Regions from separate parts of the Homo sapiens genome. Here region 1 is linked to region 2. Evidence: chromatin loops called from intact Hi-C (ENCODE). Cell type or tissue: PC-3. All regions are shown on one strand. Links, peaks and the distances in the headings refer to the core of each region. The heading gives the core; the rest is flanking DNA.

Region 1 (8,351 bases), core at 77-8,076, 160 kb before region 2:
TTAACAGAACATTCTACCTAACAACTGAAGAATATACATTCTTTTCAATAGCACATGGAATATTTTCCAAGATAGAACATATGCTAGGCCAAAAAAATAAATCTCAGTAAAGTGTAAGAAATTGAAATCATATCAAGTATCTTCTCAGACTACAATGAAACAAAACTAGAAATCAGCACCAAGAGGAATCTTTAAACTATCCAAATATGTGGAAATTAGACAACATTCTCCTGAACAATTATTGCATCAATAAAGAGATTAAGATGAAACTCAAAAAATTTCTAAAATGAAAATGGAAATAAAACATAGTCAAACCTGTAAGATACAGCAAAAGCAATGACAAGAGAAAAGTTTGTAGTAATAAATGCTTACATCAAAAAATTAGAAAGATTTCAAATAACCAATCTAATGATGCACCTTAAGGAACTAAAAAGGTAAGAACAAATCAAACTCCAAATTAGCAGAAAGAAAGAAATAATAAAGACCTGATGGAACTAAATTAGATAGAGACTATAAATATATAGAAAGTCAACAAATCTAAAAGTTGGTTCTTTTAAAGTTTAGTTAATGATTGATGAATCACTAACTAAAATAGTGAAGAAAAGATGAGAGATGACTCAAATAATTAGAAAATAAAAAAGAGACATCATTAAAAATGATACCACAGATATTAAACTCTGATGATACAAGATCATCGGAGACTATTATGCACAACCATATTCTGACAAAAATGAAAAACCTATAGGAAATGGATAAATTTCTGGAAACATATAAGATTGACTCAGGAAGAAATAGAAAACCTAAACAGACCAATTATGACTAGTGAGATTGAATCAGTAAATAAAGTCTCTCAATAAAGAAAAGCCCAGGACTGGATGGATTCACAGTTAAATTCCACAATTAAACAAAAACTAATACCAGTCCTCCATAAACTATTCCAAAAAATTATAGGGGAGGGAAATCTCTTTAAATTATTATATTAGGTCAGCATTATGCTGATATCAAAGCTACATAAGGATACAACAAATAAAGAAAACTACAGGCCAATATCCCTAACCTAGACACAGAAATCTTCAACAAAATACTAGCAAACAAAATCCAGTACCATATTGAAAAAATAATATACCATGACCAAGTGGGATTTGTGCCAGAGATGCAAAGATGGTTCAACATATGCAAATCAACAAATGTGGTATATCATGTCAAAAGAAAGAAGGACAAAAACCATACCATCATCTCAATAGATACAGAAAAATCATTTGATAAAATTCAACATTGATTCCTGATTTAAAAAACTCTCAACAAACTAGGAATAGAAGAAACATAACTCAACATAATTAATGCAATATTTGACAATCCCACAGCTAACATCATATTGAATGATGAAAAGCTGAAAGCCTACCTTCTAAGGTCTGGAACAGGACAAGGATGCCTGCTTTCACCATTCCTGTTCAACACAGTATTGAAAGTTCTACCCAGAGAAATTAGGCAAGAGAAAAAAATAAAAGGCATCCAAATGGAAAAAAAGGAAGTCAATTTGTCCCTCTTTGCTGATGATATCATATTATATCTAGAAAACATTGAAGACCTCACCAAAACCTCCTAGATTTGATAAATAACTTCAATAATGTTGCAGGATACAAAATCAATGTACAAAAATCAGTAGCATTTCTATTCAGGATAATGAACTGAGAAAGAAATTGAGAAGGCGATCCCATTCTAGTAACTACAGAAACAAACAAACAAAACGAAAAAACTCTAGGAATAAATTTAACCAAGGAGATGAAAGATGTCTATAAGGAAAACTGATGAAAGACATCGAAGAGGACACAAATAAATGAAACCATGTCCTGTACTCTTGGATCAGAAGAATTAATATCATTTAAATGACCACACTACCCAAAGCAATAAAAATGCGATCTCTATTAAAATACCCACATTATTTTTTAGAAGATTAGCAGAAAAACCCCAAAACCTAAAGTTCATTTAGAAGCAAAAAAAAAAAAAGCCCAAATAGCCAAAGCAATCCTGAACATAAAGAACAAAGCTAGAGGCATCTCACTTCAAAATATATTACAAGGCTATAGTAACCCAAACAACATGGTATTGGTATAAAGACAGACACATAGATTAATGGAACATAGAGTCCAGAAGTAAATCAGTGTTTTTACCCCACTGACTTTTGAGAAAGGTGCCAAGAACAAACACTGGGCAAAGGTCACCGTCTTCAATAAGTAGTGCTGGGAAAATGGAATATCCATATGCAGAAGATGAAACAGGACTCATATATCTCCCAGTATGCAGAAATCAACTAAAAATGGATTAGAGACTTAAATGTAACACCAAACACTATAAAACTAGTAGGAGAAAAAAAACTAGAGATAGAGTTAACACTTCAAGACATTAGTGTAAGCAAAGATATCATGGCTAAGAGCTAAAAAGCACAGACAAACCTAACAAAAGTAGACAGATGGGACTACATTAATCTAAACAACTTCTGGCCAGCAAAGAAAACAATCAACAGGGTGAAGAAACAACTTGTTGCATGGGGGAAAATATTTGCAAACTATTCATCCAAAAAGGGACTAATATCCAGAATATATAAGAAACACAAACAATGTGAAAAACCAAATAATTCCATTAAAAAGTGAGCAGAGGGCATGGATAGACATTTCTCAAAAGACATCCAAATATGCAAAAGGCACATGAAAAAATGCTCAACATCACTAGTCATCAAGGGAATGGAATTCAAAACCACAACAAGATACCATCTTACTCAAGTTAGAAGGTATGTTATTAAAAAGGCAAAAAATGACAGATGCTGTTATGGATGTAGGGAAAAGGGAACTCTTAAACATTGTTGGTGGGAATGTAAATTAGTACAACCACTACAAAAAAATCTGTGTGGATTTCTCAAAGAACTAAAAATGAACTATCGTATGACCCAGAAATTTCACTACTAGGTATTTATCAAAAGGAAAAGAAATTGTTATATCAAAGAGATACCTTCATTTGTGTGTTTTTTTGCAGCATATTCACAATAGCAAAGAAAGAGAATCAACTTAAGTATCGGTTGGCAGACCATCGAATCAAGAAAATGTGATGTATATATACACACTGGAATATTATTTAGCCATAATAAAGAATGAAATAATATTATTTGCAGCAACATGTATGGAACTGGATTTTATTATTTTAAGTATAATAAAAGCAATAATAACCCAGGAACAGAAATACAGATACTACATGTTCTCACTCATATGTGGGAGCTTAAAAAGTTGATCTCATGGAGATAGAGAATAGATTGATAAACTCCCAGAGGCTGAGAAGTGTGTGCTGGTGAGAGGGGAGGACAAAGAGGCGTTGGCTAGTGGGTACAAACACAGAGATAGGTAGTAGAAATAGCCCCAGTTTTCAATAGCTCAGTAGGGTCATTATTTTAGCAACAATGTATTGTATATTTCAAAGTAGATAGAAGAGAGGACTCGATATGCTCTCAACACATAGAAATGATGAATTCTCAAGTTGATGGATAGTACAAATACCTTGGCACACATTGTATGCATGTAACAAATACATGTACCCCATAAATACGTAAAATATTTTGTATTGTAAAAAAATGGTAGAAACAAACTCATTGGGTTTATCTTGCCACCCTATAGTATTCTAAGACTGCACTATCCTCTGTAAAAGCAAAACAAGAACACCACCATCTGTAATTTTATTTTGATAGCAAAATAGAGATTCATGCAAATTTAGTCAATTTATTTTTCCTGCACTCATTTTTTTAAAGGTACTCGATAAATTTTCACTCTTTTGCAATATATCCACAAACTGATGCTATTTTGGCATATGTAAACAAATTAGCCACCTACTTATGCAACAAAACAAAGCTTTTGTTAAATTTTTGCAAAGTGGTTTGGACTAAAAATATTCTAAATATCTTTCAAATGTGTTCCAATCTAATAACCATGTGGTATAATAAATTTCTGGCCATAACATATTAAAGGACAGCTCTTCATATCTGTTCTTATAATACTTATTCAATTTCCCCTTACTTTAAATCTTTTTTTCATAGTACCTTAGAAGTTTGCAAAATTCAGAAGTAGCTGCATTTAGTCTGAGTGAATAGAACTCTGGAGATTTATGATGGGACCACATGACTATATAAAAGTGAAGTCATGTAATGATGATTTTCCTTGATTGTAAGAAGATGTTTTTTAGAAAATCAGTTACATATTTTCCCTCCCCATTTCAATGTAGATTATCACTACTTTAGTTGGAGCTTACATCAGGATTTGTATAGAAAAATAAAAAAGAAAATTTTGTTTGGGAGTCCTTTTGGGGATTATTTACTGAAAGAATAACCTCAGTGGGGATAATTTTGACCCTAACTTTCCCGAAGAATTAGCAATTTTAAAATATAGGTAACCTTTAAATCCATACATATTAATTTCATGAATATTTATGTTCTGTAAATATTTATGATTCAAGGTAGATCTTTCCAGAGGAAACTGAATTTGGATGGTTTTATATAAAGATCATAATGACTGTAATATATATATAGAGAGAGGAATAAGGCAGAAGAGAATTAAGTCTCAGCCTCATAAAGTGACTTGTTTACAGCAATATTTAAATAGGGGAGGCACACATTCCAAAAGCAGAAAGTGCACATTCAGTTTTATGATTTTATGAAACTGCTTGACTGACAGAGTTAATTTTGAATATTTCTGGCTTGATTTTCTCTTTGCAAATCTATTTACAGAGAAATAAGAAGCTGTGATGTGACCAATTTGTTACTTTCCAAAATATCTTAGTACATTTTTGATATGGTGATGATTGCCTGATTGACTCCCAAATCTGTGGTAATATGCAACTTAATTTCTCTAGCACCCAGGTCATATTAAACATTCAAAAAATGACACACTGTTTCTGAGTTTTTAAATAAAAAAGAAAGAACTCAGTCATAGGAATTTCTAAAGCAGAAGTCTTCACCTGTTAGGATACAAGTGTAGATGCCAAACCACTAAATCGTGAGTCACATGACCATGGTCCTTTTTAATCCTGTTGTCTTTAGTTCTCTGAACATTAATTTATTATTTCATAAAATAGAGAAACATACCTGTATAGCATGCCTCTTTTGATGATTAAGTGAAAAAGAATTATGTCAAAGAGCATTAAAAATTACCCTTATTACACAAGTGTTAGTCATTTTAGTCATTTTTATAATAAATATTTAATTATGAGCTTAATCTTTGTTCCATCAGAAAGTCATTTCTATTTTCCTTTTCATAAGCAGCTTTTCTCTTGTTTGACTCCTGAGTGAGTTTTCCAGAGCTGGTTTATTTATTTATTTTTAGATTAATAGTTAGCTTTTCATAGTGGGGCACTGCTGACAATCCCTTCTTTTGGACAAAACTCTAGCCTCACTCACCTACATGAGTAACTTCTAGGGGGGTCGAAAGCTATGTTAGGTACAACCAACTGCTTTAAAGCACACATTCCTTACAGATTTGGAACAAAATCTCAAAGTCAGAAGAGGACAAATTAAATATTTGAGGTTGCTATCTTTCAGTCAGTTGCCATCATTTATTACAATATTTTAAGGTTGCTTATTTGATGTGGTAGAAGATTGTGCCATACATTAAGATACCTTAACAATTTTTGTAATGGATTGCTATAAATAACTTACTAAAGGGTTACCATACAAAGAAACTTTGTATGGAATTTTCTTTGATCTGAAGATCAGTTGATGTCTATAATGAGACCTGATATACCAAAAAAAAAACAAAACTCTTTAGAACCGTTAATTAACTGTGCACAGAAGCTAGCCCTAGATTACATAAAGAATAGAATTAAATCGAAGGTAACAGCTGAATCTGATAAATTTAGAAGCAGTTGGGAAACATTACATTTTTATTAAAGTGTGATATAGGCATCTTGAGGTCTCCAAAGCTGATAACAATATTTGAAAAATGCTTTTGTTTCACTGTATTAAGTCTTACAAAACAAACTGTTTATTGTTTTTCTCAATTTATTAATTGATTCTAAAATAAAACCTTTCTAAACAAGCAAAACAACAACTTACATGGTATTAACTTTTGTGTCAGGATTGAATAAAGCAGTATTTGAAATTTAACACATTTTATTACATGTTTTCAAAAATTTTTATTAGTGTGTACCATACAATTGTGGAATGTTGATGATAAAATTTCTCAATATGAGTATTTTCAATGTGGTCTGTCTATGATTTACTCATCAGAAATGCACCACCAAATAATATTGACTTATTGAGTGACAAAAACAAATTTTGAAACTTTGAACCCCTTTGTATCTAAATGAGATGGCATCTGTTGAGATGGATGGGAGAATTCTCTGTATGGTATTGCTTGGTTGCCTAGCAACAGTCACCTGATGTGTTTGGGGAACCAGGCAATGAGCAAAAATTCTAATCAAAGAGAAGCCACAATATCTTTTACAAATGATAAGTGCATGTACAGTAACAACTGTTTTAGCTTTTGTTTGGGTGTATAAAGTATTTGAAACAGGTCAAGAGGGACTTTGGATAAGCTTCACTATTAAGAAAGAGGAATCCGGCAAGAGTTGTATTAAATTGCTCTTATGTTGTTTTTGAAAGATAGAGATCATATTCTAGGGAGATGTCTAAGAATCAAGATGTCCAGTGCCTATAAAATGAACTGTAATGACCTTGGGTAAATGGCATTTTGAAGAGATGTTCTTGGGCATTATTCTTAGCAGGAAATTTCAACTTACATGAATGATTACCCTTAATTAAGTAAGATAAGGAAATAAACAGTTTTCTACTCAGAGAAGGGTAAAAAACATAATTGTCATAAGGAGGGCATTGACAGTTTGGTCTAAACATGCCATAGATTTCTTAAAGGAAAGGTTAGAATGAATAAATACTTATTGCTTCAGATTAATTCCCATTATATAGTGTCCTCTTCTAGAAAGTTTGTGACTTCTTGATGTAATAGTTTTGTAACAGAAATACTGAAGCCATCTAACATGATGTTGCCAAATATACTATTACTGCATCAGTTATAATGAAGCTAAAATTCTTAGACTAGTTTCTATAACAGTAAGCATGAGCTATAATTTAAACTTTTATTTAACAACAAATTGTTGATGAATAGCTGAATCTAATAATCTAGTGGAATAGTAATTCCCACTACTCCTAATTTTTAAAAATCCTCCTTAGAATAAGATAGGGCAAAAATAAATATACAATATAATAATTGGCTTATATAATAAGTTTCTGTAAAAACATCTTCAAAATGTATATAAAAGTAGTATTTTGTAAAACCTCTAATCCAAAATGCTATCTTTCTAAACATATTATAAAAAATGTTTCAGAACTAAGGTACTTCTCTCTCATTAATATTAAACTTAATTATTTACATTTCATTTAGGTTTAATGTTTTCAAACAATGAATATTAGGGTTGTTAAAACTGAGATAACAATCATATAACATAAAGTTCAAAATTTTAAAAATTTAAAGCATACAACTCAGTGTTTTTAGTATATTAACAAGTTTGTATAATTATCGCCACTAATTTTAGTATATTTTCATTATCCCAAAAAGAAGCCATATATTTATTAGCAGTCACTCCCATTCTTCCTTCCTGCTAAGCTCATGGCAAGCACTAATCTACTTTCTGTTTCAATGGATTTGTTTATTCTGAATATTTTAAATAAATAATATGTGTAATATTATATGTTTGGCTTCTTTCACTTAGCATAATATCCTCAAGTTTCACTCGGGTTGTAGCGTGTACCAGATCTTCAATCCTTTCTACAGCTGATAGTGTTTCACTGTATGGATAAACCGCATCTTGTTTATTCATTCATTGGCTGATAGACATTTGGGTTGTTTTCATGTTTTGGTTATTATGAATAATGCTGCTATATTTACTCACATACAGGTTTTTCTTAGATGTGTATTTTCATTTCTCTCAGTTACTTACCTAGAATTGCTGGATAATACGTTAACCTTAGCTGGGATTACAGGTGCCTGCCACCACGCCCGGCTAATTTTTTGCATTTAGTAGAGACGGGGTTTCACAATGTTGACTCGGCTGGTCTCGAACTCCTGACCTCATGAACCACCTTCCTTGGCCTCCCAAAGTGCTGGGCTACAGGCTTGAGTATTTAGCTTTTTAAAGAACTGCCATTTTTTTTTTCCACAGCAGCTGCACCATTTTGCATTTCTACCAGCAATGCATGAGGGTTCCATTTTATCTGCGTCACTCTCAACACTTTGTGAATGGCCATCCATATTCTTCAGAGAAATGTTTATTCAAGACTGCTTCTCAGTTTTAAATCAGGT
Region 2 (8,351 bases), core at 232-8,231:
CTAGGTTGAAACTTTATAAGAAGTGTCATAGACAGGAATTTAATGGTCATAGAAAGTTGTCAATTTGTTCTCTTATTAAGTAGTGTTTATTCATTTTTCCTTAACATCTTTCCCACAAGATACAGTGAATCCCTGTTTCTGCGAGATCCTCAATTTAAACCTTATTCAAGATATAACTCTTAATTTTACTTTCTATGCAAGTTTGATATGCTATATTCTTAACACAATCATGAAATGACAATTCTGTGTTCTATAGACTTTGTCCCTGGACTAATTTACATGATGCACTATAGCCCCCATTTAAGCTAAACCCATAAGTAGCTAAAGGCATATGACAGTGCACAGCAAATACATGTGTTACAAATATCCGTATGCAAAATACCCTGGTCAATAGTATGTGATTCAGGTAATAGATTCTGTGGAGGGACTCCAATGGATGGGGGAGGGTAAAAGTGCAGGAATTTACAAGTACGGGTTCCTTAAGAGAGATCATAACATTGACATAGTTACGAGATCTGGTTGGTGGCACAGCAGAAGTTGACGATATAATAGAAATGAATCTTTCGCTCTCTCTTTCCTCCTTTTTTCTAAATGCTTCCAGAGAAATAAGTAACTGTTGTATTGAAAACTTGCAAACCCATTCTGTGTTCCTGAGATATCTTTGCTATGTTATTATTGAACTTGGGCTATTCTTCATGTAAATGTTTTCATGGTAGTGGATCTTTACATGAATTAACTCACCTTCAAGATGACTGAGAGCTGTTAGTACATTCCCTCTCCTAGACACAGAAAAGACTTCTGTTTGTGATCGCTTATTCCCATATGACTGGTTTACTTATTTGAACATTTGGACCTTACTTTTCTGAGAAAGAAACTACTCTGGAGAGAAGTGGGATGATGAATCGGTATTACATAGTTTCAAACATGGGAATAAGCAAGGTAATAGCCTTTTCTGTCACTAGTATTTATTTAGAAAGTCACTTGGAGTTTTATAGCCAACTTCTGCCATACCTTCCAAAAGATTAAAAAAAGAGGAATCATGGTATGGGGTTCTTCCCCACAGAGACACTGCCTATTCCTTTGGGTGTACTAAATCTTAAAATGAGTTCTCACTCCTGCAGTCCAACAGCTCCCGAGATATTTCTAGCAATTTTCTGGGTGGCAGTTTACACTTATCAATGATTGCTATGAGAACTCAAAAGTGAGAAGAGCATAAAATTAGAGAAACAAGAATTCTCTTCATTGCTAGATTGATCAATAACCTTAGGGACCATAGCTTCATGTCTTTTCTTCTCAAACACACAGAAGATATCAAGAAAAAGATAATAAAACCAAAATGAAAACCATGGGAGTTGTAAAAGTTTTTCAGAATAGGAATAAATTACACCATGACATATGGAGGCAAAAGTATAGAGACTGCTGAATTACAAGACACACAAACAGTTTCAATGTGTTTAAGCATGTCTCAAAAATTTAAAGGATCTCATTAAACAATGCTAGGTAACTTTCTTTCAAGTAGGTGTTATTGGTATTTAAAAAAGTATCAAGATAGTTGCTAGGGGGCAAACTAGCCTTTTGACAGAAACTGGCGATATGGAAAAACACATTAGAGAATCTCCTTCTAAGTTTTACTGTCTGAGAAATTTAGTTTTGCCAGGGCACACAGTATGGCCACATTTAGGGAGAATGACAGAAGCAAAACAAAGTTGGAGGAAACTAACATCTAACTTAGCCTAACAGAAGGATTTACAAAAGGCAGTGAGCATTCCTTGTGTAATAGATATTTACATTTACGCTCTAGGGCAATGTCTATACATATCAGGGTATTTGGGAAGCAAATTTAGTAATAAGAAATTCTTTAGGTCACCAGGGATGATTTGTTTTAAGACTAATTCATTTAATAAAACAACAAAATGTGATTAAAACTATTTCCATCCTTTTATAACTAACATCTCGTATGGCAGGCACAGGAGTGTGCCAGGTTCAGACTTTCCCCTCCTTAGTCAATGTTAGGTGAACGGTGGTACAATCTTATTTTTTACTCTCCTTTTTCCCAGTGTCCTTGCATGTGTCCAATCTTTTGTTAATATTAATAGGATTCTTCAGAAACGGTATATAATAAATAGTGAGGTATTTCTTTCCTTCCTCTGCCCTCCCCTTATGCCCTCTTTCTCCCTCCCCTCACCTCCCCTTCCCTCCCCTTCCCTTCCATTTCTTTCTTCTTTCCATCCTCCTTTCCTCCCTGCTTCCCTCCCTTCTCTCTTTCTTCAAAACCTGTACTTGGTTGTAATTTTATGAAGAAACACTTTAAACATAAAATGTAGAATGTATAACAGACACACATGCTTTGTTCCCCTTCTAGCTTAAATAAATAATATTTATTTGCCGTTAAATGTGGGTTTGAGGTTTATGCCCTTTGTCAGTTTAAGGAAATTCTTTACTATCTCATTTGCTAACAGTTTTTCTACTGAATGAGTGAATCATATTTCCATTTCTGGTACTGGCAATGTTTGATGATGGGGCATTGTTATTTTTTGCTCTGATAAATTTGATTTGCTCTTATTTAGGAATTTAGCTGCTATTTCAAAAACTGGGTCTGGTGTGTTTATTGTATTTCTTTGCATAATTTTGATTTTGGATTATAAATTCATTATAGAATGAGTTGGATACCTTTGTTTTTTAGTCTTTGAAACAATTTGCATTGTATAAATTTATCTGTTTTTAGAGATTTAGATTTGTTAAAGGTTTTCTTGAAATTATGTGACCTGAGCTTTTTGAAGAGTTATGTGTGTATATGTGTGTGTGTTTGTGTGTGTCAGGGGGACATAGGGGTGTTGGTGAATCATTTTGTAATGGGCTGGGGAAATGGGGTTTTAGCTATTAATTATATTTAATTAATAATTGTTATTTTATTTTTATTTTAAATTCTAAGTCAATTTTAAAAATCTCTTATGTATATTTAATTTTATCTGGGTTGTCAATTTATTTATATAATATTTTTGTGTTATTCTGTTTTAAAATCTTTACTCTGTTGGTAAGTCCTAGTTTTTAAACTATATATTATTTGTAACATTACTCATTTTACTAGTAATATCTATATTAATATTAATAGTTTTAAAGAACCAACTTTTTGTTTTATTAATCTTCTCTAGTGTTTTTCTGTATTTTCATTGATTTCTGGTTTTGCTTTAAGTATTTCTATTTCTTTCTAGGTTTATTTTGTTAATTTTATTTTGACTCACTGAGTTGAAGATTTGACCAATTTTAATATTTCTTATTATGTAATAAATACATTTAGGATTTTATATTACCTCTGATTAAGACCTTAGCCAGTTTGTTATAGGAAACTTATAATACTATGCAAGTCTTTAGGTTTAAATGTGTTATTGTTTTCATTGTAATATCCTAATTAATCTGAGTAATAGAAGTTTATATTTGTTTCTAAATGTTATATAAGCACTTAAAAATTAATTTCTAATTTAATTTTATGGTAGTAATAAAGTCTGACATTTATTATTTAATATTTGTTATTGTTGTGATCTTGAACACTATGGACCAAGATTTAAAGCTGTTTAAATAGTAAGTCCAGTGAAAATTCTGCTTTATAAAGGTTAATGTAATTTAGTTTCTGGTTCAACCCACAATGAAACATCTAACTTTTCCCTTCTATTTAGAAAAAAAAATACTCTTCTAGTGTTTTTTCACTTGCAGTCACTTCAGGTGGGATGTATAGATGTGATACAGCAAGTTATAGAGAATAAGAGAATGAGCTTTAGCAACATGCAGCTTTGGTTTGAGTCTTATTCTGATACTATGATATTGGGCAAGTAATTTGAAATCTCAATATTTGCTCTTTAATTTATCCATTTGGAGCTTATATATTTTTAAATACCATCCCCTACTGCTATAGAAGAGCATGCGTTGCTCCATGCTCTCAAAGAAGTGTGCAGACAGATGATTGTACTAGGTGAGAAGGTAGGCCTGTTCGCTGCTTGGCCATCTTTCCTAGTGTAACATTATGAGGTTATCATAAGTCAAAATGGCTACTTTCCTAGACCAGGTACAAACTTTCTGATAAAATTTGCTAGTAGAAGACTTAAAAAGGCAGTTTTCTTTCCACATTGATATTCAGATGAATGATATACAGACTTCAACTTTTCCTCTCTTCCTCTAATAAGATAGTAGGACATGAGTGTGGTGATTTTTGTTTTCCACTACTTGTTGTCGAAAACACTGGAATTTGCAGTTTTTTAAGTCTCCCTTTTGGGAGCCATGAAATTAGCAATGTTTGTGCATGTATGAGGAAGTATCTTTATTGTCCATTAACTTTGGTTTTTATCAGCTTCTATTGTTATTTTGGGAATACGGATTCCCTAGCCCCTGATGGGGCACAGGTCTTTGAGTTCTGAATCTGAAATGTTTGGTGTTTTGTGGGAAGCTGGGGAGCCTCCAGGACCTCCACAGTTCACTCCTGTCCCTGTGAGACAGCCTGTTACATGCTGGCATAGGCCAGGCAGCTCACAGCTGTGACTCATCTGCTGATGTGTTCCCTCAGGCTCTCCCAGAGTAGCTGCGGTAAGTGGAATAGTGCATATTGAAAATCTGGACACATGTTACACATTTCTCAATACCACCCGACTGAGGGAACAAGGGTAAGTGTGGCAAAATATGCCACCCCGAAATATGCCACTTTGGCGTAAAGGTAACTTTGATCTAAATGCACTTGAAAAACAGCAAATGCATGAGAGGCGTCCTAATCTCCCCTTTTCTGAAAACAGGAGATTAAAAACTCCCTTGTGAAAGTTCCCTTACACCATGAGGAGGTAAACATTCTTCAGTGGGGAGTCATAGCCCAGAGAATTTTGTGCAAACAGACCTTGTCAAAATAATTCTTGTCATCTTTTAGCTTCCCCACAGAATTTAGTTACTTTTCCACAATTGCCTCTCTGTTTTCAACCTAATATATTAGCTTTTAGGTTTTGTCAATTTTTGGGTCTTCTTTTCCTTATTAGGGCTCCCGTATTACATAAAATTTATATTAAATTTCTATGCTTTTCTCTGGTTAATCTGACTTATGTCAATTTAATTATTAGGTTCTGTCTAAAACCCTAGGAGGGTAGAGGTAAAATTTTGTCTCCCTGACAAGGGTAAAGTGAGGAAGTATTTTCTTTCCTTTTTCATGAATAGCATTTCCCTGGGTTCTGGGGTGAGGGAGCAGATTTTTGTATTTTTTTTTATCTCACAAAAGTTTTATTTACAAAGTTTCCATATTTTTGTGGTTGTTTCAAATAGTTGTTTTAAGCTTTTGTGGAGGTTTTGCTTATATCTGCAGATTTAGCATCAGTAGGCATATATTAAGCTTGATAGCAACTTAAAAATAAGGAGACCACAAATGTTTGAACTATTTTCCAGGTGACATCTGTTAATAATGCAATATATTTAGAAATATGGTAACTGAGGTTTTCATAATCAGTTTAGGTCTTCAATATTTCTGTGGAGTATGGAGAGCAGAAATCAAGCAGTGTTCTTAAGATGAGGATCTGTCTATAGGTTTTAAAGTAACTTTTACTTCTCAAGGAAATGAAATGGGAACAGCAGAATTGTGAGACCCCTGTAGAGGTCATGTTTGGACAAATATATCTTCATTTGTTAAATTGTGTACATGTTTACAGCAAGCCTGGCTTTCAGCAGCAGGCAGTGAATTCCTACTCAAATGTTTCCTTTACACAATCATTCTTAGCTTCCAAGTGAGCAAAAGGAAACTGCTATTTATTTTGAATTTGTTATTTAGCTTATTGTGACTAGATATATACCCAACTATAATTTTTTTAATTCTGTGGATTATTAAAAACAAGGTTTTGCCAATTTTCTTAGAAATGTAAAAAAAATGGGAAATAGAGAAAGTAGTGAGCTATGAGAGACAGGATGGGGGAGGCAGAAGGGAAAAAGAAATGAGAGGTTGTTCTCTGTAGTTAATGCATTTGTCTTAGAAGAAAATTTTAAAGAAGAAAAAAAGTGGCTTGCTTTAAGTACATGACAGGTGCCCAGATTTTATCTAATATTAAAAATCATGACGTGTCATATGGTTGTCAGGAATCTGAGATAATATTAACTTTTATTTCACGACAGTGCTCTGCCACTGCTGATTTTACATTTAACACAGAGTCCATTTCTTCATCTCCCCTTAAGAGCCAGCCAATTCAAGATTTATTGATTTGGTGTCAATCAAATATGGTTTATCTTCTCAGTCTTTGCCTTACCTAATTGTTGGCAGCCCTTGGAAGAGAGGATACTGTTAACCTTCGGAATGTGCATGAAGGCTTGGCGAGTGAGGTAGGAAAGGTTTAGCTGAGCCAGTTTGGTTGGAACACCAGTGCCCATTGAGAGAGAGTTCTAGGTCATGGTGCTTCATCTGCAGTGAGGGTGGCCAGAAAGAGATCCTCTAAAACTTCATACGCATCAGGAGATGCGAGAAGCGGTGATTACAATGCTGGGAAAAATGCCAGAACTGTATGTATGTGTGTGTGTGTGTGTGTGTGTGTGTGTGTTGGGGGGCGTGATATTGCAACCCTGGCATTTTGTAAAAAAAAAAAAAAAAAAGTGAAAATATATTTAACAGAATTAACAATCTCCTTGCTTCATGCTTTTCAAATGCTAATATTTGAAAAATGTATCGAATGTGAAGTTATGAAAAATATAAAAGTTAAATTAAAAATATGATTAAAATATACATTACTGGCCACTAAATCACATCTCTGTACTGTGCTGTTTGCTGTAACTCCGATCCTTTACTGTCTGAGACTACTACAGTCACCTGGAGTGGAATCCTCTAATGTGGCCACTCCAGTTGACCTTTGGTGTCTTCCTGTCATTTAGCAATCCTGTATAGACTTGGCATTACTATTGCCTCTCTGGCTGCTCATGATGGAGGGTCCAATTTCAGCAATTTTGATTTCTTTCCTAGGTATCCACAGAGATATGGTCATGTCCTCAGTCTCTCCTTCCCTTTCCAGTTGATACATGTGCTCGTGCTACAAGCTTTTCCAGCCAGGTCCTCCTTGGCTGTCTGTGTGATGATGAAGTGGGGTTAGAGGGAAGGATAAGAAAAAATTGGAGGAGATAGGGAACTGTAGGAGCTCAGTGATAAAGAATAACCCAAACAACTTGCAGTGGGATGTCAAGAGTGGTGGCGGGGCAGGTAGTGGAGCAGAAGAGAAGTCTATTTGAGAGAGAGAGATAAATGACCAAGTAAACTGCTTACCAATGTCTCCAACATTTACATGATGACAACAGAAGCATTGATGTTTCATTTTTTTTGTTTAAGAAATAGCAAGGTGAAAGGTGAAGGCCTTCAACCTTGGGTGCACACTGGGAAGCTTTAAAAATACTGAGTCTTGGGTCCCATCCATCAAGAGATACTGATTTACTTGGTTAGGATTGTTGCTCTATCATCAAAAGTTTATAACTCTTCCTGGAAGTTCTCATATTCTGCCAAGGTTGAGAACTACAGTTAAGTGAATACCAGGATTTGATTATAATCAGTAAATTATTTTTATTTTAACCAAAGAGAAAGAGGTTCATCTTTAAGAGGCATTTTTAAGGTACCAGACACAGTGGTGAATACTTATATTATTAACTTTTTAAAAAAATTATCATAGTAACATTGTGAAGTGGGGATAATCAACCTCTTCAATAGGTGAAGGAAGTGAGGCCTACAGAGAAGTAATTTGCCCAAGGTGACACAGTTTGTGGAGGTGAAACAACCAGCTGGGACTCAATCACAGGTCTTTGTGATTTGTCTTTTTCCTTATCTTTCCTTTAAGACCCAGTTGGGAATTATAGATAGGTATCATGGATTGCTTGAGGACCTAATATTTTTCATGCTTTATGTCTAGGAATAAGAAAAAATAAATTCTATGTGTTCTAATTACCATAACCCCCAAGATTGTCTAAAATTAGGAGCCAACAAATTATAACCCAGCATCTATTTTTTACACAACCTATGAAGAAAGAATGTTTTTCATCTTTTTAAATGGTTGAAAAAAATTAAGGAAGAATCTTTCATGACCTGTGAAAATGATATAAAATTATAAATTTGGTGACCACAAAGAAAGTCTTATTGAAACAAATTAATTTGCTTTTGTGTTGTCTATAGCTCCTTTCACATTATAATAGCAGGATCAATTTTGGCGGAGACCATTTTATGTCCAGCAAAACCTAAACTATTTACTATCTTTCCATTTACAGAAAAAGTTTATTGACTTTTTCTCTATATGAAAACCTTATAAATATAAATAAATAAAAAAGCTGATATATCCTGCAGAGAATTCCCTTTCACATTAAAAAATATT

Evidence for each region. A loop is a pair of places that touch in the nucleus more often than their neighbours do. Peaks named below come from ENCODE experiments on the same cell type or tissue, not always from the same donor. Only the 100,000 strongest peaks of a DNase experiment are listed, where the experiment ranks them.
Region 1: it touches region 2 in a loop (5-fold over the local background); 4 of 110 quality-filtered maps call a loop at or near these places.

The regions. Positions count from the first base shown.
Region 1 is chr2:56,577,710-56,586,060 of GRCh38, forward strand. LOC101927213 (a long non-coding RNA gene) reads left to right here and starts at 8,211. Exons shown (of 5, transcript XR_001739478.1): 1 at 8,211-8,349. In PC-3, for the core only: no CTCF peak of the experiment used is centred there; DNase peaks (open chromatin) are centred at 2,752, 5,052 and 5,382; H3K4me3 peaks cover 428 bases; H3K27ac peaks cover 1,042 bases.
Region 2 is chr2:56,737,164-56,745,514 of GRCh38, forward strand. No RefSeq gene overlaps it. Among named protein-coding and RNA genes, the nearest start is that of CCDC85A, 560 kb to the left of the region's middle. In PC-3, for the core only: no CTCF peak of the experiment used is centred there; DNase peaks (open chromatin) are centred at 4,538 and 4,828; H3K4me3 peaks cover 949 bases; H3K27ac peaks cover 1,865 bases.